Regions from separate parts of the Homo sapiens genome. Here region 1 is linked to region 2. A link is a contact called in ENCODE POLR2A ChIA-PET data. All regions are on one chromosome and are shown on one strand. The core of a region is the stretch at or near the end of the contact, and the rest is flanking DNA. Distances in the headings are between cores, read along the strand shown.

What was found. ChIA-PET counts read pairs that join two places held with the same protein, here RNA polymerase II (POLR2A).
Region 1: POLR2A ChIA-PET joins it to region 2 with 23 read pairs in activated CD4-positive, alpha-beta T cell. The contact joins two enhancer-like sites. POLR2A ChIA-PET finds 5 or more read pairs at or near these places in 2 of 52 experiments (PC-9 and activated CD4-positive, alpha-beta T cell).

The regions. Positions count from the first base shown.
Region 1 is chr10:113,152,728-113,159,276 of GRCh38, reverse strand. TCF7L2 (transcription factor 7 like 2) reads right to left here. Exons shown (of 15, transcript NM_001367943.1): 12 at 1,208-1,256; 13 at 560-610. Among named protein-coding and RNA genes, the nearest start is that of SNORA87, 110 kb to the right of the region's middle. Within about 2 kb of position 5,286, at least 3 of the 41 ENCODE cell types and tissues checked have a DNase peak (open chromatin) inside an H3K27ac peak, as active enhancers do.
Region 2 is chr10:113,048,301-113,055,797 of GRCh38, reverse strand. All of the region lies in intron 5 of TCF7L2 (transcription factor 7 like 2), which reads right to left. Among named protein-coding and RNA genes, the nearest start is that of SNORA87, 6.7 kb to the right of the region's middle. RefSeq lists enhancers at 874-1,852, 1,853-2,831 and a silencer at 1,594-1,888. Within about 2 kb of position 1,822, at least 9 of the 41 ENCODE cell types and tissues checked have a DNase peak (open chromatin) inside an H3K27ac peak, as active enhancers do.

The DNA of each region.
Region 1 (6,549 bases), core at 4,037-6,536, 100 kb before region 2:
GTGAATGAGCTGTTAGGAGTTAGTTAGAAGCTCATAGCAGCATTTAAGCAGGCACAGTCAGTAAAATGCTAGTGGACTTGCAAATTATGAGCAGAAAAGCAAAAGAAAGAAAAAACTAAAATAAAAAAAAGCAAAGGAAAAAATAATCATACTGCGGATGCATGCTTGCGTGAGAAAACTTAGTGGGAGCAATGAAAAAAATGCCATTAGATTAAGGAGGTTTATTACTGAATTCCTTCCATTTTTTTTTTTAACCAGTCTCTTTTAAAGAAATACTGCATATTCAATTTGCACAGTTAGTTCAACTCTAAATCACTGTCATCACTGCTTAAACAACTGTTATGGGAAAAATAAATAAACAAAACAAAGGTTAAATTAAAAAAAAAAAACAGAAGCAACTGAAAAAAAAAATCTACTGAAACATACGAAACCGTGTTGATGGTCATTTTAAAGAATGTTCAAATGTCATACGTGTTTAAATGTTAATAAAACTATAATGGCAAGAAAAATTAAAAAACAGTTTATCAACTATTTTAATGACTCAAAATGACATTAGCACCTGTAATCGGAGGAAGTGAAAGGCAAGGATTTAGGAAACATTCGCTGTGTTCTGAAAAAAAAGAACAAATTATACAAAGCCTTCAAAATTTTTGTTTTGTTTGTTTGTAAAAGCCTGGCCTTCTCCAAGGGACCTCTGAGATTGCCTATGCAGTATTTCTAATTTCTTCTAGAGAATGACAAACCTCCTTAATTTAAAATGGGTGTAATTTACCACTGTAAAGGCATGCATCAGAACATTCAGGAACAGCCCAGTTAATATCAAACACTCACACACACCCCCTCCTACTCCCCTAAGCCCCGCCCCCTCCTCATCCCTTCTCAGGCACACACAAAATAAGCAGACTGTATAAATCCCGGCATAGGCATGCCTACCGCTTGCTCTCCAGTTATAGGCTCTGCAGTTATTTTAAAACACATTCCACTAGAATTACAATGTGCTTTTCATGCAACAATGGATGTTACTAGCTTTAAAAGGGCAGTCATGAAGCAATTAATTAAAATGCATAAACAAAAAGGCTAGCTAAGAAGGGTTCCCCCACAATGTCCTGGCCTTGAATTTCTCCTGCCTCCCCCAGATGGAAACCTAACATAAAAGGGTGGTCCTCAGGCTACAGCTCCTTCCTCTAACCTGATGATTGTCACTTACCATTGGTCTCTCCCGGCTGCTTGTCCCTTTTCCTCTTCTTCTTCTTTCCCTAGATGAAGAGATGAAACACAGGGAATTACTGCAAGAAACAGATGTGAGAAGAGTGTCTGGGCGCACCTGGAAGGAGAAGGCAGGAGGAAGTGACCATACTGCCATCTCCATCCACACAAACCCCCGGTATTTGTCCAACCTCCAACCCCGCTTCAAGCCAAATGCCCTTGCATTGTACCCCAGCTGGAGGGACACACGCTTCTTGGGAGCAGAGAAGGGATTGGCGGGTGGTGAAGGGAAGCTCTCATTTCTCATGTACCTATGTCCATTGTCAAACCTGACCCACAGCATTTGATCCATAAAAGGGAATGGGGGACGGCACGAGGAAGATTCAGAGAGGAGTGGGATGATGGCGTTGCAAGCAGTCTGAGAGCCCATCTTTGAGGAGCACATGAAGGTGGTCATGGCCGCACCAGCTTCAAGGGCTGCCCTGCCTGACCTGCTCACAGTTCTTACTTATGAAGGCCAAAGGGTCCCACTCTGAATCAAGAGAATGAAAGCTTTAGCAGAGGCTTCTCTTAGAGTTTGCTGTTAAAGATGCAGGGGAAAAGGGTGAAATAGAACGAGGAATCATCTGGGCTCCTTTCACAACTGCTGAGTGGGCTGGGAGCAGTGGCTGACGCCTATAATCCTGGCACTCTGAGGGGCGGAGGTGGGAGGATCACCTGAAGTCAGGAGTTCAAGACCAGCCTGGCCAACGTGGCGAAACCCCGTCTCTACTAAAAATGCAAAATTAGCCGGGCATGGTGGTGCATGCCTGTAGCCCCAGCTACTCGGGAGGCCGAGGCAGGAGAATCGCCTGAACCCAGAAGGCGGAGGTTGCAGTGAGCCGAGATCATGCTACTGCATGCCAGCCTGGGCAACAAGAGCAAAACTCTGTTTAAAAACAAAAAAACAAAAAACAAACAAAAAAAACCTGCTGAGTGGACATCTGTAAGAAAGAAGATGTTCCCTCAATTCTCTTCTAGCTGACATAATGAGGATGATACCACTCCTCCCATGAATGGGTCACATGTGTTGAGCATATGCCAGGTGCCAGGCATGATTCTAGGTGTGCTACGCAGATGGACTCATTTTAATCATCACAACAATCCTCTTCAACAGGTATTACCACCATTCCAGTTTCACAGAGGAGAAAACTGACGAGTTAGGTAACTTTGCCAGGGTCACACATCTAGCAAGTGGTGGGGCCAGGAGAGAACTCAGGTGGTCTTGGCTCCAAAGCCCTCAACCACAAGGCTCTGCTGCCTACAAGTTTAATGCCCAGCCCTCCAAGGAAGCTCTTTTAGTGAGGGCTTTAGGGGATGAACTGCATGGAGTCTTTCATATTCTCCAACCTGATCCATCTGCTCGAGGTTGCAAATGTGGAATGGGACTGGGGGGAATTCAGGAGAGGCGACTGCCTCATTCCGGATTGGACTAGTTCTCCCTCCCCTCATAGCCCTACCAGATGAAGTAGCTGCCTGGCATACATTGAAATGAAATGGTCTTACACTGCTATATGTTTCAGAACAGCTAAAAGTTGCCTTTGCCTAAAGCTTCTCACAGTATGTTGATGTCAACTCGGAAGAGAAAAAGACAATGATAGGCAGAAAGAAACTTGAGGTCCAGGTGCGGTGGCTCACGCCTGTAATCCCAGCACTTTGGGAGGCCAAGGCGGGCAGATCACAAGGTCAAGAGATCGAGACCATCCTGGCCAACATGGTGAAACCCCATCTCTACTAAAAATACAAAAAATTAGCTGGGCGTGGTGGCACATATCTGTAGTCCCAGCTACTGGGGAGGCTGAGACAGGAGGATCACTTGAACCTGGGAGGCAGAGGTTGCAGTGAGCTGAGATCGTGCTACTGCACTCCACCCTGGTGACAGAACAAGACTCAGTCTCAAAAAAAAAAAAAAAAAAGAAAGAAAGAAACTCGAGAACACGTTAGGTTCTGTCAGGAAAACCTCAAGGTGGTGATGCCACCAAGCTTAGGCTCCACCCAGGGCTGAGGGCCATCTGTTGTAGAAATGGCCTATCTTTTCTGTGAGGGGAAGGGGCCTGTGCAACTTGGGAGCTTTGTTTTGGCCTTCTGTTCGGGGATCTTGTTGAAACGCGCTATGTTCCTTCATGTACAATTTCTTTTAAAAGGACCTCATGTGCTTTATCATGAAGCTGGCATCTCATGGGCCTGCAATGGACCATCTCCATGCCCGCGCCTCTCCCACGTGAGGGGCAAAGTGCCACCTGGCTATCCTGGAACAGGCAGGCGGGCCTAGTTTCGGTTCATTTAGGAGCCTGAAGTATTCATAAAAACTGGGCACAGAAATGTTTTAACTTCAAGGAGTATCAGCATCCACATACCCAAGGGCTTCTCAGCCATGTGTGAAAAAGCATCCCCGTTTCCAATTCCTTGCAATATACTGTGAAGGCATCTGAAAATTCCTCTACACACAAAGAAGCTGTGCCTTTAGGATATAGCACGGAGATGTTGACTACTGAAGAAGTTGTCATTTAGACTAGAGACTTCTGGAGGACAGGGATTGTGTTTTAATAAAAAGAAGACATGAGAAAGTGGATAAACCCTACACTTAGTGAAGAGGAAGATGCATCTCCAGGGAAGTGGCCACGCTACTACCCCTTTAAATGTAACAGAAGAAAGAAAGGGCCTACGATATGGGTAGAAGAAAAGAAACTCAGGTGAGCAAATGGCATGGGACCTCTATCCTTTACCCAGTGTAGAGGGTTAAAAAGGAAATAATGTCAAATATAATCCCAGGGGTTACATATTACTATGGGACTCAAGATGTTTTCTCTTGGGCTCTAAAGAAGGTACCAAGTCTGACAATCCAAACGTGACTGTTTCACTCAATTCTGTTGTCCTAAGGTAAAGATATAAAGGCTTCCGTTACCAGTTGGCTGGAAAAGCAGGAATGTGAAAGAGCCATGAGAAGATCTCAGGAAATATTTTCCAGAAGAAGCTTTTGGAGTTTACAATGACCAAAGTAATATATGGAAACTCCCACGTCAAGTTAGTTAAAAAAAAAAAAAAAAAATACTAGTTAAGTTGCTACCACATTCAAATCCATAAAAGCTTCAGTGCTGCGGTTCTTAGTCCCAGTGTTCCCTAGCGCATAAAAGGAAGGCGTGAGTGTGAGTGTGTGTGTTCACACCCATGTGTAATGAGCCATTGTAATAGGAATCTAAGTACCTCTTACAAGAGATAAAGTTCCTAGAGCCCTAAATCCAGATCTCTAAACCTCAAATCGTCTCAGGAGTTCCCTTATTATACCAAACCATCTTCCAAATTTAAAACTGAGCTAAAGTCATTTCGAGTGCCTAACAGCCCTTCTGAAACCGAGAAAGTATGTCACAAAAAGCCTCGAGCAATACTTTCTCTAAACGACTCCCAGGCAAGTCAAACACGGTATTCTTTTGAAGCTATCACAGTCTGCCTTGTACCTTTGTAGAGATTTCACCCTGCACAACTCCAGGGGGCACCATTCACATAGACCCCAGTGTAAATGACATACTCTAGAGTTGTGCAGTGCACGCCCTGCACAGCTGTACATGAAGGCCCTACTATGACCCAAAATGTCTATTGGGGATATGATCTCTATAGAGAAGCTGAATTCCGCTCTGTGGTATCATTCTAGATTACTCAAAGAATTGGGTCTGTAGCAGGTAGAAGCTCAAGATGAACTCTAAGAACTTCTGACCCGAAACCAGGAGAGCAGCTGTCCTGAAATGATATGGTTGTGTACGTGGAGGCTATGGAGCCTGCCTGCTACTGGAAATCTCCACCTCAGGGTCAGGTGGGGGTGAACAGCAAGCCTGTGGGAGAGCATTCACTTTCTCATCCTCTTCCTTTCAGCTCCAGAAGAAAGGCCTCCCCACTGCACACATGCTGGGGACAAACAGAAAGGTCCCAAGCAGTGGAGACCCCGTGCAAGCCCATCTGTCGGCGACAAGGGCTCTCAGCAGAGCACACGCGCCATCCCAGAGGTGCCAGCACTCCTTCCTGATTCAACTCCCAGGAGGAGCACAGTCTAGCGCTGCCAGCTAAGGGGGCAGGGCCTCGAGAAAGATGGCCAGGGGCACCTCCCTGTTCCCTCATCTACATGGCAAGCACGGGTTTAAAAGTATGAGAAGAAAGAGGAAGGAGGCCTGAAATTACTCATCAGAGCAGGCAGAAGCAGCTCTTCCTCAGGATCACATAGGCCGGCAGATGTTTGCGATTTCCTGGCGGATGCTAAGTTCTGAGGGAGTAAAGATATCCGACTTAACTCTGAATCCCTGTAATAACTTGTGCACAGTAACTGCACATTTCCCAGCATCTCCTGCAGTTAGGTTGGGTCACATGACTAGCTCTGGCCAATGGGTGATGGGAGTAAGTGACCCATGACACTTCCAGGCCAAGGCAGTTAAGAGCTGTGTGTCCCCAGCCCCTGCCACAGAAGCCTCAAAGGCCATGATATGTTTCACTCAATTCAGTAATAATTTAACGACCTCGACCCCTATACGTCAAGCTGCTTCACCGCGGATGATGCCAGTGGGAGAGTCAAAAGTAACTGGAAAAGTAACCATCCATGGCTCCAAGACATCGACAGGAAGGGGATGAGAGGCCTGTGCCGGCCTTAAGACAAGTTTTGGTGTTCCCCTAAGAGTGGATGGTGAAATCCCTTCACGGAACCAAATGTCATGAAATAAAGTATCAGGCAAAACAAGAGGCATTTCATCCCTCGAGAGAGGAAAGCGGAGTTACTGGGCAAAATGGAGGATAACCAGCAATGGTGAGAAGTGACAGAAGTCTCCGGAAGACAGCGTGCTCATGGGAGGAGAGGAATCGTGGGGTCACAACCACTGCAATTAGTAAAAACAATCATCCCATGGTGTTTCCTACAACCCAAGAGAGGACTAGGCAGATCCTGTAGCCAACACAGAGCCCAGGAACACACACACCGCATAGCACACTTTCCCTGCCCTTGCTGGGGCCAGAGTCGGTTCATGCATCCTGCCAAAGGCTGACTTCCTCTGGCTGCTTTCAGGGATATTCCCATCATGCTCCTCTCAGGATGAAATAGGCTTCTAACTTCTACTGCACCATGGCACAAAGGAATAGTTTTGTTTTTCCTTCTTAACGGTAAAGGGCCTGCTGAAAGGCCTGGGAGGAATTAAATTCTGTTCCTCCACACCTACCCACTGGTCTTCCCTAGAAGGCCACACCACTGATCACTGCTGAGGAGCCTGCGGAACCTAATCCGGAACATAAGGTCCTTTGGGTGTATCCTAAGAGCCTTGCCTCCTCTAG
Region 2 (7,497 bases), core at 573-3,072:
GATGAATTTGAGGGCATTAAAATTTAAAACTTCTTTCTTTCAAAACCCATCCAAAGCTAGGCACAGTGATGTGCACCTGTGGTCCCACCTATTCAGGAGGCTGGGGCAGGAGGACCTCTTGGTACCAGGAGGTGGAGGCTGTAACATACTATGCTCTTTCCTGTGAATAGCCACTGCAATCCAGCCTGGGCAATGCAGTGAGACTCCATCTCTAAAATAAAAGGTAAAAATGAAAACCCATCTAAAGCAATATTTTAAAACATCACAGCCTAGAAAAAGTATTTCCAACACATATAATCAAGTTTTCAACTTATATAAAGAGTTCCTATAAATCAATAACAGAAAACTATCTGATTCTTTAAAATGAAGAAGGCATTAAACCAGGCAAGCCACAGAGGAGAAAATAAACATATGACCAGATGTTCAACCTCAGGAGTCATCAAATAAAGGCAAATTAGGTAAGATGCCGTTGCATACCCAGCAAATTGGCAAAAATTTTAAGTCCAACAGGATCAAGCATTGGTGTGATTATGAGGAAAGAGTTTATATGCTGGTGATGGAAATACTCATTGATCCAATCAACTCATCCAGTTGTTCTGGAGAGCTTGACAATAGCATGTGAATTAAAATTAAAACCAGCAAACCAATGCCCTACCAATTCCTCTACTTTGGTATGAATCCTAGAGAAACTCATATATAGGTACCTACATACACTTGCCCAAAGGATGGTTATTACAGCAGAATCTGTAATCTTAAAAAACTGTAAGCAACCTAATTAACCATCAATACAGAAATAGAAAGCTGTAGTATATGCATACAATAAATACTACAGAGCAGTTAAAAAGAATGAGCTAAATTTCAATGTACAATGTTGAAAAAATTCAAATGTAATGTTGAATAAGAAAAGCATGCTGCAAAATAAAAATTTAAAAATAAAGAAAAAAATAAAAATAAAAGAAAACATGCTGCAGAATGTTATGTGGAATGTGAAGCCACTTATGTCAAAGTTAAAAACTACTAAGATTATTTATAATACATACGTTAATATAAATAGATGTCGAAAAGTATAAAAACCTGAACTCGGTTTTCATATTAATAACAGCCTGGGAGGGAAGATCATGGGCTAGGAGGGTGAAAAGATTAGTAATTGTTATTTTAGGTGGCAGGTACATGAATGTGTTTGTTATCCTTTGTACCTTTCTGTATTTTTTTGTTGTTGTTGTTTTAATTTTAAAAAAAGCTAGAAAGCAATCAATCTCTCCTGTCCTGGAGAACAGACAGAACAATCAGACACAGCCACTAAAAACAGGGAAGCCCACCTCTAACTTCTCTCCCCAAAGCTTGTCAGTGTGACAAACTTTGAGATAGACACCCTAAGGGGAACTGCCAAACATCATGGAAAACCCCAATACTCAAAGATCCAAATTTATACAAAAGATAGATTAGGGAGTGACTACACATAGCATTAAATGGTTGGTGATTTGAGAGAAATGCAAAAACCTTCCATCCATTGTAACTTACCAGAAAGATTTGTGATTTACCCACAAGTTTGCAGACACACATGGTATAAAAGGAGGTATAATTTAGGATGAATAGAAGGCTCATTGTGATGCAAATCTCCCTTTTTTGGTTCCTTTCTTTTGCCATGAGTTCATACCTTTTCCTCCTGGGAACCCACAAAGCCTCACTTCCTCAACAGGAACTAACAGCATCACAAAAGAATGACAGGCCTCCAGGTTCCCTGGTGTAGCCTGACCGGCACCAGCCTAGTCTGGTGTCCGGAAACCTGCCTCTCCCCGCCTGTATGTGTGCCTGATTAAGGCAGCATAACACTGAAGGGTGAGAGTCCTGGCTCCGATGTGAGACTCCTTGGGTTCAACTTCCAGCTTGCCGCCTCCCAGCTGTGTGACCTTGAGTACGTCATCCTCCCCTCAAGCCTCAGTTTCCTCATCTGCCAAATCGGGATAATAACAATAGCTCATTCATAAGGGCGTTGTGAGGATTAAACCTGACAACTTCATAAATTACTTAGAAAAGGCCTGGAGCTAGTGAGTGCTCAGTGAACATCCAGTATTACCATGATCGTGTACTTCTCTCTCCATTTCTCAAGGCATCAGTTCTGTAACGATCAAAATGAGGCTTTTATGTCACTAGACCTCTAAGTTTTCTTTCAACATGTGAATTCTGGGATTAAGTCTAATATTGAAAAGAAAAATCAGGAACAGGGGAGCTAGCATCAGGCAGAACCAAAGCTCCGGTCTATCATTTGCAGACTTTGTAGTAACTGAGGCTCCAGGACAGTGCATGACAAAAAGCTCCCAAAGCCTCATCCCTCAGCTTCTGTTCTGACCTCTGGTATCACACGCCTGCGCCCAGCAGGATCCCGACAATCCACACCCTTGCTACATATCCAGCAGGTTCTACTTTGCCAACTGAAAACTTCTGGAGGAAACTCACATAGGCATCCAGACACCACAGCACTTAGCCAAGCCCAACCCTGCTGGCCTCCGTATGCGGTGCTGGCCACCCCTAGAGTCTCAGCCCATTTCCCCCAAGCCAATGGCCCGCCCTCCCGCTCCTTGACAAATGTCCTCTCTACCCACTCACTTATTCCACACAGACGTCCAAACACGCACTAGCTCACCGTATGTCCTTACTGCCTCTCAATGGGTTACATTTTTCAAATTATGTTCCAAAACTTAACCATGAGATCGTTGGCATGAGAGCTGTGCCTGTGTCCCACGCCAGGCTTGAACTCACAGTGTAGCAGATGAATCAGGAAGAAGGCATCATGGGTTTGCACCAAAAAAAGAATCAGATAAAGAAGTTCGTTTGTATCTTTTTAAAAAGAACAAAGAACCCCTCTTCTTCCAAATTAAAAGTTTAGATAACATTGAAGTTATCACCCTCTTAGAAATATCTTGATTTTTGTATCATGCAATGTCTAATAGAAAGGTGGGAGGAAAAGAGAACTGTAGAGTTCACTGCTGAAGTCCAGTTTGAGTAACTCTCAGAAATACGACTAGATCCGCTGCAATCATTCACAGGTAGAATGCATAAAAATGAATCCGCAGTTCAAGCTTGGTCCATGTGTCATGTCCTCAAGATACATGGGTCATGGAGAGCAAAGAGACATCCCAGCCATGGGAGGAACAAAGTGGGATACATCAGGCCAGCTGAGCCACAGTCCAGCTCCTGAGCCTACGTCCTTTTCCTTGGGTACATCCTCATTCTGGGTTCGGATGAAAAATGTTCCTTTCTCCCATAATTTCATTTGGAACAAGTTTTTAAATGGTGAGTCAGAGAACTTTTGTTCACCAGGACATCTAAATGGACATTTGACAGGGCTCCGATAGATCCAGTAGGGGGCTCAATTTCTGACACTTTCCCAAAAGCTTGACTGCCTAAAACAGCAATGACAGCTGTGACACCTCTACAGCCTCTTACTCTCTCCTCTTTCAGCCTTGGCAGAAATTAATCCATCAATGCATCCTTCCCCTGGAGGCCCTGACACATACAGCCTCAGAATCTCTCTCAACACACTGCTCCCACAGACGCCACCCAGCCTGCAGGTCCAAGTACAAACCCTGCACTCGGCTCAGAGTCCTTGGATCAACACTGTAGCCTTTCGGGGCTGCAGGATCTTCTCACAATTTCTATGTGTCTTAAAGGAAAACGTACAGAACCTTCATCAAATAATGAAGTTGTAATAATCAGTCAAACAGAAATAAACAACTGTATGCTCAGCTTGCCACCAATTTTCCATGATTTAAAAAATAATGCTTCTAGTAATACAAGTAAGTGTTAGTAAGTAGAGGAGACTACACGATACAGGTTAAAGCGACACCTCCTTATTTATCTTATTACATTATTGTGACATTTTTCAACTAAAAGGGCAGTATTTCATACTATTAATTATCTAAGGATTCTTCAGTTGTCCCAAGGAGCAAAAATAAGAGAGATTTAGGGCAAAGAAGAGTATGTTAAACAGAAGCCAGAAAAGAAAACTCTGAGATACCAAAAATATGAAAATAAGAATTTCACAAAAATATCTAAAGTTCATTTTCAGAATTCCCCAGAACCACAGGACAGAATCATGGAAACTCCTTCTTTCATACCAGCCTCTCTTTAGAAATCATTTGTGGGGGATGATTGTGTATAATAAGTCTCCTTAAAACAGTCCTCAGACGACCACAAACCAACCTGTTCTTAAAGAAAGCATGCGTGCTCTGCTCTTGCAAGGCTCTATCTAAATAGCGATAGAAGAATCAGTTCATGTTCTAGCATTTTTAATTCAAAAGCATTAAAAATCCAAAAGAAAAAGCATGTCATTTTTTATTATAAACATAAAACTTGGCAAACTATTAGTTAGAATTCCTTTGGTTGTAAGGGACAGAAGACTATCTCCAACTTCATTCCTTACCAAATAGCCCAGGATTAGAACTGGCTACACAGAACTCCATGGTGCCATACAGGCATTTCCGCCTCACCCATTTTACCCTTCTACAAATGAGGGTCCTCCATTGAGTCGGGGTGTGTGCATATGTATGTGTCTGTGTGTGTGTGTGTGTGTGTGTGTGTGTGTGTGTGTGTGGTGTGTATGCACATGTATGAAGGCAATTGCAAAGAGCCAGATTTAGATCCTCTCTGCGTGGAAAAGACTCATAATAAATATCACATATCTGCCCCTTGCCTAATCACATGTGCAACAGAACCGAGTGGAACAAGGGAAGTGTAGTTCACCACAACAAAAAGAGTGAGGGTGGAGATAGGAAATGCCATTATCAGAAAAAAAAAAATGTGTAGAGACAGATGTCAGCTTCAGAACCTTACTCCATTTTGAATGTTTGATTTCTTATGCTGGGAGTTCAGCACCTGGGTGTTATTCTCAATACCTGAAAACAACTTCATAATTTAAGAAAAAAGCATAATAATGGCCAACTCAGTGCTTTTCAGAAGTGGGATGGGAAGGGGCTCAAGGAAGACTGTGGGAAAGATGCTTGGCCATATACTAAAAATGGAGATGGCCTCTGTCAGTCAAACTCACTTATTCAGCCTTTGACAATGTCTTGCCTTGGTCACTGTAATTCTGAGTCTCAGACATTCCTTCATTTATGAGCTTTGGCTGAAGGGGGCTGCTACCTCTTTCCAAAAAAACAATTTTTTTTTCCTGAGTTCCAACTGAATACTCCCAAAAGTTTCACCAGAAGCCCTCTGCCCAGCCATGTTCCCCTTCGCTTACAAGACACTGTTTTGGGACTTTATTTTCTACCTCCACCCATCAAGGTTGGCGTCTCCTTTCAATCTGAAAGGGCTAGGGGGAAACACTTCTCTTAGTGTGTTCTTGAGTTGGGTCTAACTTTCCAGGAAGAGTCAGAGGTATGGCTCAAAAACAGGTCTTGATAACACCCCCACCTCTGGGACAATGGGATGGCTCAGTCCCCAAGGCTGTACCGCTCTCAGCTTTCTTTCCTTCTTCAGCCTTTTCAAATGCTTGCTGTTTTTTTCACCCCAGCACCTGAGCAACACAGACGGTGTCCTTGTGAGAGAAACAAGCAGCTTGTGCCCTCAGAGCAGGAAGACAAAGAGTAAAGCCTTTATCCCACTGTTTGGACACACAGTGACTCCATCTCATTGAAGCCTAGGTGATGCACTTAATCACGGTCCAGGATCCACCAGCTATGCAGGCTCGGGCTAGAAAACAGATTGCTTCACACCATCCAGAGCTCTTCAGCAGCCTCACATTGCAGTCAGGCTGCAACTGGACAGATGGCATGCAGGGCTCAGATGTGGCACAGTTGGGAAGCATCTGGGTCCCACTCAGGATACAACATTGAAAACATCAGCCACGCCCTGCTGGATGAGCCAGGGTCTGATGAACGGGGACTTGCTCAGCCTACAGGTGTCCCCCAGCCATCTCTCCTCCACCAGCACAAAAGCTCCACTCGAAGCATGGCCAGTGCCTGGGCTTAGTGGCATCTAGGCTCTCCATTCTAAGCTCTTGGGTCTCAAAGCCCCACCTCTTCATCAAGTGACAGGACAAAATATCTGTTCATCGCTGCTTTGGGACTCTTTCCAGAGATAAAATTTATCCCGACTTTCAGTATAGAGGTCTGTGATATGATCTGTCTAAGGCTTTCAAAGGCCCTCTCAAAGTATGGGAGTGAGCTATGGAGACCAGAGATAGATGATAGGCTGTTACAAAGGTAGGAAGCAAGAAGGAGACCAGCAAAGACACTCTGGCCACATCCAAGTGAGAGATGATGGCACTGGACTCCAGTGGTAATGGCAGAGGTGGTGATAAGCGGTGGATGCCACACACGCTTTGAAGGTAGAGAGGACACACTTGGGCCTGTGGGATGGGCTGATGGGTTGAATGTGGGGTATGAAAGAAAAGAGCAATCGACGATGCCACCCAAGGTTTGAGGCCTAAGTAATGGGTCGATGTTGTTGAGCTTTACTGAGATGTTGAACACAAGCAGTAACAGGTTTGGAGCTGGGGAGAGAGTGCACTAAAGACGTGGATTCTGGGCATGCTAATTTCCTGTCTATTTGGCATTCAAATGGAGGCTGAATCTGGCACTCAGAAGAGAGTCAGGGGGCGGGGGGGCAGCGGAGATGAGGCAGAGGCCTGAGTAATTATCAGAATATGGTCATTCTTGCCTGGATATTCCTGGGCAGCTCAGCTAACCTGCTGGATTTGCACATCCTTATGTGTAAACTGGACATAGCAATACACTTTCCAAGCCAGACCCCTATGAGTCCCTCACGCCTTAGTTTCCAGTACACCTCAAGGGACAATTCTGAAATCCAGTTGTTTTCTCCTTCTATGATAATTAATTTAAAAAGATGAAAATCTGACCTGCAAGCCATTAACAAAACAATCATCAAATGACTTCATACAGCCTACAACATCATTCTTAAAATGTATCTATTGCCCATAATCAACAATCAAGTCCTAGATTTCCAAATCGGGCTCTCTCTTAAAGAGCCAGTGGCCCCATCCCAGGATTCCTCAGAAACAGACATCGTAAACCAAGATTGAGGAGAGATAGGAGCCCTCAGCCTGACTTTCTGGAGCTTTTGTGCAACCACGTTCCACATAAATGCTGCTGTGGCAATTAGACACGCTCCACTGTGAGCTGGAATGTATAAGGTTGGATTAGCAAGTTACTGGCAAACCATTCAGTGTCATAACCCCAAATTAAACATGCTATCCCATCAGGTAGAAAGTAGACACACGTCCACGCCCTTGTGCTAACCAAGATGGTTCTGAACACTTTCAGGTCATGATGAAGTCACACTCATTCCAAACGAAATCAACTCCAGTCCCTAACCAGAGATGGGTTTTCTGCTTAATTAACGAAGCACCATTGTGGGAGGAGAGAGAGCCACATGTGAAGAAATCAACCACAGGGCTCCTTGGCTTCAAGAAACTTACAATCTGGTTGGAGAAACATGCCCCATCCATAGAGTTAATCAGCAAGACAAGAAATG